Regions from separate parts of the Homo sapiens genome. Here region 2 is linked to region 1. Evidence: read pairs that join two places in POLR2A ChIA-PET (ENCODE). Cell type or tissue: Panc1. All regions are shown on one strand.

Region 1 (2,500 bases):
TATGTTTGTGGAATGGTGGTTTTCAAAACTTTGCTTATCTTGGGAATAGATTCTTGGGCCCCTCTTAGATTCAGAGTCAGACACTCTGGGGGAAGCTGTTAGAATCTATGCTTTTAAAAAATTCCCCAGGTGGGCCAGGCGCGGTGGCTGACGCCTGTAATCCCAGCACTTTGGGAGGCCGAGGTGGGCGGATCACGAGGTCAGAAGATTGAGACCATCCTGGCTAACACAGTGAAACCCCGTCTCTACTAAAAATACAAAAAATTAGCCAGGCGTGGTGGCTGGTGCCTGTAGTCCCAGCTACCAGGAGGCTGAGGCAGGAGAATGGCATGAACCCAGGAGGCGGAGCTTGCAGTGAGCCAAGATCGCACCACTGCACTCCAGCCTGGGCGACAGAGCGAGGCTCTGTCTTAAAAAAAAAAAAAAAAAAAAAAAACAACTCCCCAGGTGATTCTGAAACCTCTTGTGTACACAGGCCTGCAAAAGCCTTCTATCATGAAGCTGGCATATATTATAAATGGAAGTCTAATAAGATAATAGTTCTGTAATTGTGGGAGAAAAGAGTCACCCTTTTTTTAAATGGGAGAGAGTATTCACTAGATTCTCTATAAAGTTGAAAAAGAAAGCAAGTTGTTAGGTATTTGAGCCCCACCATTCATGAGAGTCTGAATAATTCTGAGGGTGACTTATTTAGCTTAAGGTTTTTATTTGTCTTTAAGGCAGTTTTACTGGAACATAATCACAACATGATCCCAGAGCTATGGAATTCTGGGCAGTCAGTGTACTTTTATTTGCAAAGCAAGAACAGTTTAGCCTTCTGGACACCCATTATGATTTGTTTGTTTACGACCTTACCAGATTCATGTCTTGGTAAACTGTGTCTAAGAATCTACCTTTAAAGCTGAGGGAGCTGACTGATAAACTCAATCTTTTTATTTTATTTTATTTTTTGAGGCAGAGTCTTGCTCAGTCACTCAGGCTGGAATGCAGTGACGCGATTATAGCTCACTGCATCCTTGACCTCCTGGGCTCAAGTAATCCTCCCACCTCAGCCTCCCAAGTAGCTGAGACCATAGGCATGCCCCAAACACCTGGCTAATTTTTTTTTTTTTTTTTGTAGAGATGGAGTCTTGTTATGTTGCCCAGGCTGGTCTTAAACTTCTGGCCTCAAGTGATCCTCCCACTTCAGCCTCCTAATAAACTCAATCTTATGCCTGAATCTTTTTTTTTTTTTTTTTTTTTTGAGATGAAATCTCACTCTGTTGCCCAAGCTGGAGTGCAGAGGTATAATTTTGGCTCACTGCAACCTCCACCTTCCAGGTTCAAACGATTCTCTTGCCTCAGCCTCCCGAGTAGCTGGGACTACAGGCACATGCCACCATGCCTGGCTAATTTTTGTATTTTAGTAGAGATGGAGTTTCAGTGTGTTGGCCAGGCTGGTCTTGAACTCCTGACCTTGTGATCCACCTGCCTCGGCCTCCCAAAGTGGTGGGATTATAGGCGTGAGCCACTGTGCTGGGCCCTGAATCTTTTTTTGAATGTTAATTTATTTTTTAAATTGTGGCCTGAGTCTTTGATTAAATTCATAAGCTTCCTGGAAGCTCTATAAGAGCAGGGACCTTGTCTGCTTATGTGTTTTATCTGTTTAGTACCATGTCTGACATGATGTGGGTGTGCAGTAAATATTTGTTTTTGAAATAAAACCCTGGTTGACCTCTTCTAATTGTTATATATAACCTTGCTTGCCTGACCAGATTTGTTTTGCCAACATCAGTCCTTCGCAAGCTTCAGTGGAGACAGAGTAAGAACCAAATGTCTTTAAGATGATGACAGCCTACCCCTTTACACTTCTTGTTAGGGCCTCATCTAACCCAACACCAATACTGGTTGCTCTGTTTCCATTGACAAGCCCCTTGCGGGCTGTGCGAAACAAAAGTTTTGAGACATAGAGAGTCTAAGGTCCAAGATAGAGTGTACCTTGATACTTTGCTGGGGAGTAGGATCAGACCAGAAAGAAAGAAGAGTTAGCCACAAGAGTGAGAAAACTCAATGACACTCCCTCTGAGGTTTGCAAAGCTAAGGGCCACCAGTTTACCTTTAAGCCAAATTTTCGTTTTCTCTGTGACTATGGGTCTTACAGCTGTATTCAAAACCTCAGAGAAGCCAACACATTAGAGTCCTTACTTTGAGACCCCCAACTAGCTGAATGCCAAGAAAGGCATTTAGTAACTGAAGGGTATACTCCCGAGGGGCTGGATCTAAAGAAATGCCACCTTTGATCTAGCCTGTAACTTAGCACTAATTGGAGATTCAGCTCTTAACAGAGCTTGCTTGACTTTGATTGAGCAAGCCTAACTCATATAATGCAAAGTAGACCATATCTAATCAGTTCTTGGCAGGTGCATATGTACTCATTTTCTGAGCCAACTCATCTGCCCTGACCAGGGAGTGTACCTGGCAACAAGGCTTCTCAAGGACTATCACTTGGGAAAGGGAGTGC
Region 2 (2,500 bases), 150 kb after region 1:
ACAGTTTCCATCAGATTATCAGTAAATAGGATACCAAATGTAGTGAAAAGTTACCATTACATGCCAGGCGCGGTGGCTCACGCCTATAATCCCAGCACTTTGGGATACTGAGGCGGGCAGATCACTTGAGGTCAGGAGTTCAAAACCAGCCTGGTCAACATGGTGAAGCCCTGTCTGTACTAAAAACACAAAAACTAGCTGGGCATGGTGGTGCACAGCTGTAATCCCAGCTGCTCGGGAGGCTGAGGCTGGAGAATCGCTTGAACTCGGGAGGTGGAGGTTGCAGTGAGCCAAGATGTTGCCACTGCACTCCAGCCTGGGTGACAGTGAGACTGTCTCAAAAAAAAAAAAAGTTACCATTACCCGAATACTCTTGAATGCTATGTTGACAGTATGATATAGATTTATTATTACCAATATGCTATTGGTATAAGCAACATTTTTTTAAAAAGTGTTCCAATTATGCCTTTGTTGTGCCACAGGAATGTATTTCCAAATTTTTTAAGGCAGCATGCAAAGCAATGGGGCTCTAGGACTACAATTTTCCAAATAAATTGGCCCAAGTGTTTCTCTGTATTCATTAACTCCCTTCTTTTCTCTCCTCATTTGATTCTATGTTTGGCAGTGGTCCGTGATAGTGCCTGGCTTAGGCTATCTTTCCTTTTTTTTTGGAGACAGAGTCTTGCTCTTTTACCCAGGCTGGAGTGCAGTGGTGCGATCATGGCTCACTGCAGCCTCGACCTCCCCGGGGCTCAAGTGATCCTCCCACCTCAGCCTCCTGAGTAGCTGTGACCACAAGTGTGCACCACTACGCCTGACTAATATTTTAAAATTTTTTTGTAGAAACGGGATCTCCCTATGTTGCCCACACTGGTCTCAAGTGATCCTCCCGCGTTGGCCTCTCAAAGTGCTGGGATTACAGGCGTGAGCCATTGTGCCCAGCCTGGTTCTTTTTGATCTTTAGGGGAGACTTTGGAGAAGCATGACTTTCTGGAATAATGATAGCTAGAGATTTTTGAGGACTTGTCAGTATATTAGACATGCTCTTCTAGACGTGCCCTTCAGGGTTTAATATGTGTTAATTCCTTTATCCTTTTGACAATCCTATGGGATAGGTAGTATTATTATCCCCATTTTACAGATGAGGAAACTGAGGATCAGGGAGGTTAGGTAACTTGTCTAAGGTAACTCAGCTAACAAGCAGCATGATTGGGCTCTTTTTTTTTTGAGACAGAGTCTCGCTGTGCAGTGGCACGATCTCGGCTCACCGCAGCTTCCGCCTCCTGGGTTGAAGCAATACTCCTGCCTCAGACTCCCGAGTAGCTGGGACTGCAGGTGCCCGCCAGCATGCCCAGCTAATTTTCATATTTTTAGTAGAGACGGGGTTTCACCATATTGGCCAGGCTGGTCTCAAACTCCTAACCTCAAGTGATACGCCTGCCTCGGCCTCCCAAAGTGTTGGCATTACAGGCATGAGCCACTGCGCCCAGCCTTTGGGTTAACCCCTATACTGTATTGCCTCTCACACAAACAGGATGGAATGATTTTCATCCCTCTTCAGAAAATGCTGCTTCTTAGTGTAACAAAACAATTTCTGTGTATATGTGTATTTATTCAGGTATGTGAGACTGGTTATATAGCTCCTGTTAGTGATGCGTATTCAGGGTATTTAGCCATTCAGAATCAGATCCCATTTCTTATGTTGGATACATTTAACGTGTCTATTATAGTTCCTATTAATGTGTTGGGGGTCATGATTTTTTTGCTCTTTCAGCTAATGGTAGCAATAGAAAGGATTAGCTTTTTCCAGTGTGTTCTTTAAAACCAGATATATTCAGTTGTAGAATGCTAGTTTCTTTTTTGAGATGGAGTCTTGCTCTGTTGCTCAGGCTGGAATGCAATGGGGCCATTTCAGCTCACTGCAACCTCTGCCTCCTGGGTTCAAGTGATTCTGCCTCAGCCTCCAGAGTAGCTGGGACTACAGGTGTGCGCCACCATGCCTGGTTAATTTTTATGTTTTTAATAGAGATAGGGTTTCACCATGTTGGCCAGGCTGGTCTCGGACTCCTGACCTCAGGTGATCTACCCACCTCAGCCTCCCAAAGTGTTAGGATTACAGGCATGAGCCACCATGCCTGGCTGCTTGTTTCTGAGATGGAAGAATGAAGGAATACTTACTCTGTTTCCTTCAGTAAGGCATATGAACCTATAGAAGATACATAAAACAAAATAATGAAAAAAATGGAAAATTCAAATCACGTTCTGAGAAAATGCAGATTAGATGGTCAAAAACAAAAAGACGGCCAGGTGCGGTGGCTCATGCCTGTAATCCCAGCACTTTGGGAGGCCAAGGTGGGCAGATCACAGGGTCAGGAGTTTGAGACCATCCTGGCTAACATGATGAAACCCCGTCTCTACTAAAAATACAAAAAATTAGCCGGGCGCGGTGGCGGCGCCTGTAGTCCCAGCTACTCGGGAGGTTGAGGCAGGAGAATGGCGT

The links. ChIA-PET counts read pairs that join two places held together with the same protein. Peaks named below come from ENCODE experiments on the same cell type or tissue, not always from the same donor. Only the 100,000 strongest peaks of a DNase experiment are listed, where the experiment ranks them.
Region 2: POLR2A ChIA-PET joins it to region 1 with 16 read pairs; 6 of 35 experiments call an interaction of 5 or more read pairs at or near these places.

The regions. Positions count from the first base shown.
Region 1 is chrX:23,887,593-23,890,092 of GRCh38, reverse strand. The region is part of intron 1 of APOO (apolipoprotein O); the gene reads left to right. Among named protein-coding and RNA genes, the nearest start is that of APOO, 19 kb to the left of the region's middle. In Panc1, no CTCF peak of the experiment used is centred here; no DNase peak of the experiment used is centred here; H3K27ac peaks cover 2,206 bases.
Region 2 is chrX:23,737,968-23,740,467 of GRCh38, reverse strand. The region is part of intron 1 of ACOT9 (acyl-CoA thioesterase 9); the gene reads left to right. Among named protein-coding and RNA genes, the nearest start is that of ACOT9, 4.1 kb to the left of the region's middle. In Panc1, no CTCF peak of the experiment used is centred here; no DNase peak of the experiment used is centred here.